Linked DNA regions of Homo sapiens: region 1 is linked to region 2. Evidence: read pairs that join two places in POLR2A ChIA-PET (ENCODE). Cell type or tissue: K562. All regions are shown on one strand.

What was found. ChIA-PET counts read pairs that join two places held together with the same protein. Peaks named below come from ENCODE experiments on the same cell type or tissue, not always from the same donor. Only the 100,000 strongest peaks of a DNase experiment are listed, where the experiment ranks them.
Region 1: POLR2A ChIA-PET joins it to region 2 with 6 read pairs; 5 of 35 experiments call an interaction of 5 or more read pairs at or near these places.

Annotation. Positions count from the first base shown.
Region 1 is chr7:129,814,409-129,819,408 of GRCh38, reverse strand. No RefSeq gene overlaps it. Among named protein-coding and RNA genes, the nearest start is that of MIR183, 42 kb to the right of the region's middle. In K562, no CTCF peak of the experiment used is centred here; no DNase peak of the experiment used is centred here.
Region 2 is chr7:129,967,943-129,972,942 of GRCh38, reverse strand. The region is part of intron 1 of UBE2H-DT (UBE2H divergent transcript); the gene reads right to left. Among named protein-coding and RNA genes, the nearest start is that of UBE2H-DT, 17 kb to the right of the region's middle. RefSeq lists enhancers at 3,289-3,930, 3,931-4,573. In K562, no CTCF peak of the experiment used is centred here; a DNase peak (open chromatin) is centred at 2,653.

The DNA of each region.
Region 1 (5,000 bases), 150 kb after region 2:
CTCGGCCTCCCAAAGTGCTGGGATTACAGGCGTGAGCCACCGTGCCCAGCCTTATTTTTTTAATTAATTAATTAATTAATTAATTAATTTTGAGACAGGGTTTTGATCTTGTTGCCCAGGCTGGAGTGCAGTGGCGTGATCTCAGCTCACTGCAACCTCTGTCTCCCAGGTTTAAGCGATTCTCCTGCCTCAGCCGCCCGAGTACACCACCATGCCCGGCTAACTTGTATTTTTAGCAGAGGCGGGGTTTTACCTTGTTGGCCAGACTGGTCTGGAACTCCTCAGGTGATCCACCTGCCTCAGCCTCCCAAACTGCTGGGATTACAGGTGTAAGCCACCATGCCCTGCCTTAATCAGCTTCAAAAATATGAATAGAGCAAGATTCAACTATATGCTATTTATAGGAGATATATTTTAGATTTAAGCATACAAATCGGTTGAAAAAATTTTAATAGAAAATGATACAAATGGTAACCATAAGAAAGCTGCAGTGACTTTACTAATATCAGACAAAATAGACTTTAAAACAAAATATGGCTGGGTGCAGTGGCTCATGCCTGTAATCCCAACACTTTGGGAGGCCGAGACGGGCAGATCAGTTGAGGCCAGGAGTTTGAGACCAGCCTGGCCAACATGATGAAACCCCATCTCTACTAAAAATATAAAAATTAGCCAGGCATGGTGGCCGGCGCCTGTAATCCCAGCTACTCAGGAGGCTGAGGCAGGAGAATCGCTTGAACCTGGGAGGCAGAGGTTGCAAGGAGCCGAGATTGTGCCATTGCACTCCAGCCTGGGCAACGAGCAAGACTCTGTCTCAAAACAAACAAACAAAATATGTCACTAGAAGTAATGAGGGACATTGTATGATGATAAAAAGATCAATCCATCAGAAAAATATAACAATTATAAACATGTACCTAAAAACAGAGCCGCAGAATATATGAAGCAGAAAACAGAATTGAAGGGAAAAATAGACAATTCACAATATAGTTGGAGACTTTAATATCCCACTTTTAATAATACATAGAACTAATAATAGAACTAAATAGGTAGATAGGAAGAAGATCCATATGGAAGCAGAAGACTTGAACAACACTATAAACCAACTAGACCTAACTGACATCTGTAGAACACTCCACCCAAAAACAAGAGAATACACATTCTTCTCAAATGCACATGGAACATTCTCTAGGATAGATTATATGCTAGGCCACAAAACTAGCATCAATACATTTACAAGGAATGAAGTTGTACCAAGGATGTTTTTTGTTCATAATGGAGTGAAATTTGAAATTAACAACAGAAAGAAATTAGGAAAATTCAAAAATATGTGGAAATTAAACATATACTCATAAGTAATCAATGGGTCAAAAAATAGACCACATGGGAAATTAGGAAATACTTCGAGATGAATGAACATAAAAACTCATCATGCCAAAATGTATAGGATGCAACTAAAACAGTATTTATAGGGAAAATTATAGCCGTACCTGTCTATATTTAAAAGGAAGAACAACCACAAATCAATAATCTTAAGTTTCTGCCTTAAGACACTGGAAAAAGAAGAAGAAACTAAGCCCCCAGCAAACAGAAGAAAGGAAATAATAAGGATTACAGTAGAAATTAATGAAATAGAAAATTAAAAAAAAATAGAGGAAATTAACCACACCAAAAACTGACTATTTGAAAAGCTCAACAAACTTTACAAACCTTTAGCTAGACTGACCAAGCAAAATACAAACTAACTAACTAAAGGGGGGAAAAAGAGAAAAGAAAAAAAATTGTGAAAATCAGGAATGAGAGAGGGAACATTACAACCTCACTTTACAGAAATAAAAAAGATGGAGCTCAATGCAGTGGCACATGCCTGTAATTCCAGCTACTTGGGAGGCCGAGGCAGGAGGATAGCTTGAGTCCAGGAGTTTGAGACTAGCCTGGGCAACACAGTGACACCCTGTCTCTAAACTAAAAAGAAAAAATGAAAAGGGAATACTATGAACAACCATAAGACAACAAATTAGACAACTTAGATGAAATTGAGAAATTACTGGAAAGACATAAAAACTAACAACTCAAGAAGAAATAAAATATCTGGATAGACCTATAACAAAAAGCTTGACTTAGTAGTTTGAAAACTGTCCACAAAGAAAAGCTCAGGCCAAACCAGTTTCACTGGTGAACTCTACCCAAAATTTAAAAAGGAAATAATGCCAAATTTTGACACTCTTACCAAAAGATAGAAGAGAAAGGAGCACTTTTCAACTCATTTTATGAGGCTAATAGTATTGTAATACCAAAATCAGACAAAGATATCATAGGAAAAGAGAACCACAGACCAATATCTCCTATGAATATAGATGGAAGAATCCTCAGTGAGATACTGGCAAACCAAAACCACTAACGTGTGAAATGTATTATACACCGTGACCAAGCAGGATTTATCGCAGGAATGCAAGGTTGGCTTAACATGTGAAAATCAATTAATGTAATACATTGTATTACTAGAATAAAGGACAAAACCCACATAATCATCTCAATAGATGCAGCAAAAGCATTTGACAGAGTTCAACACCCTTTAATGATAAAAACACCTGACAAACTAGGAATAGAAGGAAAATTTCTCAACCTGTAAAAAAGAACTCACAACTAGCATAATGCTTACTGGTGAAAGACTGAAATCTTTCCCCTACATCAGGAATGAGACAAGGATGTCTGCTCTTACTGCTTCCTTTATTTATTTATTATTTTTTTTTGAGACAGAGTTTTGCTCTTATTGCCCAGGATGGAATGCAATGGCTTGATCTCAGCTCACTGCAACCTCTGCCTCCCGGGTTCAAGTGATTCTTCTGCCTCAGGCTCCCTAGTAGCTGGGATCACAGGTGCCTGCCAGCACACCCAGCTAATTTTTCATATTTTTAGCAGAGACGGGGTTTCACCATGTTGGCCAGGCTGGTCTCAAACTCCTGACCTCAGGTGATCCACCCGCCTCAGCCTCCTAAAGTGCTGGGATTACAAGCGTGAGCCACCGCACCTGGCTGCTCTTATCACTTCTATCTAACATTGTGCTAGAGGTTCTAGCCAGGGAGGTTAAGCAAGATAATTAAATAAAAAGCATTCAAATTGGAAAGGAATAAATAAAATTGTCTCTATTTGCAGATCACAGTCTTGTATATAAAAAGTCCTAAGGAATAGACTGATTAAAAATCTGTTCGAATGGGCTGACGGAGTGGCTCACACCTGTAGTCCCAGCACTTTGGGAGGCCGAGTTGGGTGGATCACCTGAGGTCAGGAGGTCAGCTGTAATCCCAGCTACCCAGGAGGCTGAGGCAGGAGGAACATGGGAACCAGGGTTCAGGGTTCAGAGGCTGCAGTGAGCCGAGATTGAGCCACTGCACTCCAGCCTGGGCAACAGAGCAAGACTGTCTCAAAAAAAAAAAAAAGTTCTGTTAGAATGAAGAAGTTTAGCAAAGTTGCAGGATACAAGATCAATATACAAAAATCAATTGTCTTATTTCTACATCTTAGAAATGACCAAACCAAAAATAAAATTAAGGAAACAATTCTATTTTCTCTTTTGTTTTTCTTTTTCGTAGAGACAGGGTTTCTTTCTGTCACTCAGGCTGGAGTGCGGTTCATGGTCATAGCTCACTGTAATCTCAAACTCCTGGGCTCAACTGATCCTTCTGCCTCAGCCTCCCAAAGTGCTGGGATTACAGGTGTGAGCTGCTTTGTCTAGCTCAATTCCATTTTCAGTAACATGAAAAATAATAAAATACTTAGGAATAAATGTAACAAAAAAAGCAAAATATGACATTGAAACTGTAAAACATCATTGAAATAATGTAAAGACCTAAATAAATATTAATAAGATATTCCTTCTTCATCTGTTGGAAGACATCTGTTGGAGATCGCACCACTGCACTCCAGCCTGGGTGACAGAATGAGTCTCTGTCTCAAAAAATAAAAATAAAAATAAATAAATAAAATAAATAAAAAAGTAGCCGAGCATGGTGGCGCATGCCTGTAGACCCAGCTACTCAGGAGGCTGAGGTGGGAACATCACTTGAGCCCGGGAGGTCAAGGCTGCAGCGAGCCACGATCATGCTGCTGCACTCCAGCCTGGGTAACAGAGTGAGAGCCTTTCTCAATTTTTTTTTTTTGAAAAAAGTAACACATAGTGCTGGGACAACTGGCTATACATATGCAAACAAATGAAGTTGGATCCCTATCTCACATTGTATACAAAAATTAACCAAAAGTGAATCAGAGACCTAAATGCAAAAGCTAACACTATAAACTGTAGAACTTTTACAAGAAAACATAGTTGTAAATCTTTGTTGGATTAGGTAATGGGTTCTTAAATATGACACCAAAAGCATAAGCAACCACAGAAGAAATAGATAATTTGGAACTTCATCAAAATTAAAAACTATTGTTCTTTAAGGACAGTATCAAAAAGGTGAAAAGACGACCCAGAGAATGGGAGAGAATACTTGTAAATCACATACCTAAAATAGGGGCCTAGTATCCAGAAAATACAAACAACTAGTACAACTCAACAATAAAAGATAACATAATTTTTTAAATGGGCAAAATATCTGAAGAGACATTTCTCCAAAGAAGATATACAAATGGCCAATAAGCATATGAAAACATCCTCAATATCATTAGTCATTACAGAAATGCAAATCAAAACCACAATAATTAGTCAGTCATGGTGGTGCACACCTGTAGTTCCAGCGACTTGGGAGGCTGAGGTGGGAGGATCTCTTGAGCCCAGGGGTTCAAGGCTGCACTGAGCCATGATCCTGCCACTCCATTCCAGCCTCCAGCTGGGGTGACAGACAGAGACCCTGTCTCTAAACAAATAAACAAAAAACCACAATAAGATTCACTAGAGGCCAGGCACGGTGGCTCATGCCTGTAATCCCAGCAGTTTGGGAGGCCGAGGTGGGTGGATCATCTGAGGTCAGGAGTTCGAGACCAGTCTGACTAGCATG
Region 2 (5,000 bases):
CCTGGCTAATTTTTGTATTTTTAGTGGAGGCAGGGTTTTATCATGTTGGCCAGGCTGGTCTCGAACTCCTGACCTTGTGATCTGCCACCTCGGCCTCCCAAAGTGCTGGGATTACAGGTGTGAGCCACCATGCCCAGCCTTTTTTTCTTTCATTTTTAAGAAACAGGATCTTGCTCTTCTAGGCTGGAGTGTCATGAGGTACAATCATAGGTCACTGCAGCCTCAATGTCCTAGACTCAAGTCATCATCCTGCCTCAGCCTCCTAGTAGCTGGGACCACAGACTTGCGCCACCACATCCAGCTAATTGGGAGGTGGGATTACAGATAGCTGTTATTTTCTTTTTCCTTTTTTTTTCTTAACTGACTAAGCTCCAAGACCGTTATTTTCTTTCTTTTTTTTTTTTTTTTTGAGAAGGAGTCTCGCTCTGTCATCCAGGCTGGAGTGCAGTGGCGTGATCTCGGCTCACTGCAATCTCCGCCTCCCGGGTTCACGCCATTCTCCTGCCTCAGCCTCCCGAGTAGCTGGGACTACAGGCGCCTGCCACCACGCCTGGATAATTTTTTGTATTTTTAGTAGACGGGGTTTCACCGTGTTAGCCAGGATGGTCTTGATCTCCTGACCTCGTGATCCACCCGCCTCGGCCTCCCAAAGTGCTGGGATTACAGGCATGAGCCACCGCGCCTGGCCTCAAGACCATTATTTTCTTTACATGTTCCAGGTTTTCCCCACTAAGAACATATTCTTTTTTTTTTTTTTTTTTGAGATGGAGTCTTGCTCTGTTGCCTAGGCTGGAGTGCAGTGGCATGATCTTGGGTCACTGCAACCTCCGCCTCCCAGGTTCAAGCAACTCTCCTGCCTCAGCCTCCCAAGTAGCTGGGATTACAGGAGTGTACCACCACGCCCAGCTAATTTTTGTATTTTAGTAGAGACGGGGTTTCACCATGTTGGCCAGGCTGGTCTTGAACTCCTGACCTCAAGTGATCTGCCCACCTTGGCCTCCCAAAGTGCTGGGATTACAGACGTGAGCCACCATGCCCAGCCAGGAACATATTACTTTTCTTTTTTCTTTTTTTTAAGACAGAGTTTCGCTCCTGTTGCCCAGGCTGGAGTGCAATGGCATGATCTCGGCTCACCACAACCTCCACCTCCTGGGTTCAAGTGATTCTCCTGCCTCAGCTTCCCGAGTAGCTGGGATTACAGGCATGCCCCACCATGCCCGGCTAATTTTTTGTATTTTTAGTAGAGATAGGGTTTCTCCATGTTGGTCGGGCTGGTCTCGAACTCCTGACCTCAGGTGATCTGCCTGCCTCGGCCTCCCAAAGTGCTGGGATTACAGGCATGAGCCACCATGCCCGGCTGGAACATATTACTTTTCAAATCAGAAAGGAGGCTGGGCGCGGTGGCTCATGCCTGTAATCCCAGCACTTTGGGCGGATCACCTGAGATCAGCAGTTCAGGACCAGCCTGACCAACATGGTGAAACCCTGTCTCTACCAAAAATACAAAAATTAACTGGGTGTGCTGGCGGGCACCTGTAATCTCAGCTGCTCGGGAGGCTGAGGTAGGAGAATCGCTTGAACTCAGGAGGCGGAGGTTGCAGTGAGCTGAAATAGCGCCACTGCACTCCAGCCTGGGCGACAGAGTGACACTTCGTTTAAAAAAAAATTAAATCAGGAAGGATATTAAAAGTGAAAAATAATTTCAGGTCTACAAGCCACTGTGGTTATTCTATTTGAATTCTAAATGTTCCCTCAGTTTTCCTGCCAATCTTATTCTGTTTCCTTTTGAGGAACTAATAGCTTGTAAGGTAGGGGTGAGCAGTTGGATTTATAAGTGTGGAGAAGCATCCTGGCACCTCTCTGAGAGTTTCCTCCCAAACCAGGCCACCTCCCCAGCCTTGGCTGCCCTCCGAGGGAGTGGCCCACATGCAGGTGAACTTCACACTCCACAGTATCCGGGCAGGAAGCCTTCCATTCCACTGGCCTCTGGAGGAAGCCCGCAGCTCTGAGCCCAGTTGCCAGTGTGGGAGGGAAACTGAGACTGGGAACTCACTGCAGAGCAGACTCCAGGGACTGTCTCACACCTTCCCTACCCTAAAGACAAGCATTTCCAAAAGCTACTGCACCCCTTTTCCTCCCCTTCAGGGTTGGGGAGAGAGATTTGAGAATTGAGGGTAACCCTGGCCGGGCACGGTGGCTCACACCTGTAATCCCAGCACTTTGAGAGGCCGAGGCGGGTAGATCATGAGGTCAGGAGATCAAGACCATCCTGGCTAATACAGTGAAACCCCATCTCTACTAAAAATACAAAAATTAGCTAGGCATGGTGGCAGGTGCCTGTAGTCCCAGCTACTGGGGAGGCTGAGGCAGGAGATTGGTGTGAATCCGGGAGGTGGAGCTTGCAGTGAGCCGAGATCTCGGCACTGCACTCCACTCCAGCCTGGGCAGCAGAGTGAGACTCCGTCTCAAAAAAAAAAAAAAAAAAGGAATTGAGGGTAACCCAGAAGTCAGGAGTTTAACAAGAGAAAATACCAGGCATGACAGACAAGTCCTGGCTAGGTCTTGGCTGGATGGAAGCAGGGAAGCTAACTGGTCATCGCTGGTGGCTGGGACCAGCCTTGTGAGTAACCAAGAGGCCAGGCCAGTGGTTCTGAGACCCTGAGTGTGTTTCAGAAGGTCTCAGATAAAGAATGTGGGAGGTTTACCCCTTCTTTGTGCACTGCTTGAAAATCCCAGGCAAGGAGGTAGCTTAGATAATGTAGCATACACTGAAATTCTTCTGTGCTGAGACACTTATTTCCTGTCTTTATTCAATGCCAGTGAATACCAGAAAGTTTCCTTTTCAGGAGCTTGAAATTCAGGCATCAGGAAGGTGAACAGAGCCGCAAGCAAAGGCACATGGACACGTGTGAATCACACAAGCACTAAAAGCCACCATGGAGTGGAGGAGGGGAAGGTGAGGCCTGGGTGGGGCCTTCTGCAAGAAAACAAGGAATATCTGTTTAGGGATGGGGGTGGGGAGAGAAGGAAAATAGCCTCAGGGGACCAGAAAGTCAAACACTGACTTCAGGAAAGGCAGTGTCTGCACAAACGTTCCTTCTGAGGCAAGAAGATACAGGTAATGGCGGAGCACGGTGGCTCACATCTGTAACCCCAGCACTTTGGGAGGCCAAGGCGGGCAGATCACCTGAGGTCAGGAGTTCAAGACCAGCCTGACCAACATGGAGAAACCCCGTCTCTACTAAAAATACAAAAATTAGCTGGGCGTAGTGGCGCGCCCCTGTAATCCCAACTACTCGAGAGTCTAGGCAGGAGAATGACTTGAACCCGGGAGGCAGAGGTTGCAGTGAGCCGAGATCGCGCCACCGCACTCCAAGAGCAAGACTCCATCTGGAAAAAAAAAAAATTGGTTGGTATCTACATCAAAATGGGCTTTCTATCTTTTCCTCACAGAATTCAACTTACTCTCCCCCGACTCCAGTCTTAGACAACACTACTGGCTACGTGCAGGACAGTCACCCCCTGTTTTCCTGCCAAGGGCTGATGGTCACCCCATGGAGTACTGGAGGTTGGGAGAAGGGTTAGAGTTATCTTTCTAGTACCATTCCCTCCCAGAGAGGAGAGAAGTTTCTACTTAAGAGTGCAAGGTAGAAAAGCAGGAGGGTTTGTAAAGCTCCTACCCTCAAGTAAATGCATAATTTGCCTGTCCTAACGTGGCTTCCTAGAAAACAGAGCTAGAGGCAAAGCCCAAGGGTTAATGTTTCACTGGGGTGGGCTGCAAGCCCAGGGCAGCAAGAGTGAGGAAGAGGGGAAGCTAGGCAGCTGAGGAAGGAACGTGTTCTCATTATGGATGACAGGTCGTTGTGTTTTCATTCATTCGGGGGCCTCCAAGCGTTAGAAGAATCACATGGGGACAAAGCAGCAGCAGAATGAGCCACTGCGGGCTCCTTCCGGCCTCCTCTCTCTTTTCCATAAAAGTCCACCCCACGGTGTTAACTCCCCTTCATGTGCAGGTTGTGTTACTGGGCCCCTCTCAGCAGCTACTGGGGAGCCAGAAGGTCCTGGAGTCCAGTTTGGTGCTGGAGCTGCTGCACCTTGGCCCTCACTCCTAGGGGAGGTTGAGGCAGTGGCTGTGTGAGGAAAGAAGCCATGGCAGTGACAGCTGTGCCTGGAGAGCCACAGAAGGATGCAGCCGGCACTGCCCTCACTACGCGGGAAGCACTGCAAGACTGAGAGACTGAGGCAGGATCAAGGCCTGGGAAGGAGTGGGGCTTAGCAAATCTAAGGAGGTTTATAAACTGGGTCCAGAACATTGACTTAGGGAAAAACTGTTTAGATTCTAAATTTGATGTTCTGAGCAGCCAGATGTATTGTGACTGCAACTTCTGTAAGCACCGGTTTTAAAAAAGCATGTGAATTGAAAGATTTCTTGTGTTCTCTCCTCATGACAAAATGATGCAACTATCTTGGCCGGGTGTGGTGGTTCACACCTGTAATCCCAGCACTTTGGGAGGCCGAGGCAGGTGGATCACTTGAGGTCGGGAGTTTGAGACCAGCCTGGCCAACATGGTAAAACCCCATCTCTACTAACAACACAAAAATTAGCTGGGCATGGTGGCAGACGCCTGTAGTCCCAGCTACTCGGGAGGCTGAGGCAGGAGAATGACTTTGTCTTTAAAAAAAAAAAAAAAAAAAGATAGAAAAAGATGCAACTGTCTGCAAGGCCTAGAGGCCTTCCAAGTTTGCGCTGGGCTTGAAACTATGTAGACGGCCTAGATCACTGGCCCAACCACTGTCCAGGTTTGGAACAGCTTCATTTATTTCTTTATTTTTTTGAGACAGATTTTCACTCTTACTGCCCAGGCTGGAGTGCAATGGTGCAATCTCAGCTCACTGCAACCTCCGCCTCATGGGTTCAAGCGATTCTCCTGCCTTAGCGTCCTGAGTAGTTGAGATTACAGGCATGTACTACCACATCCAGCTAATTGCTAATTTTGTAT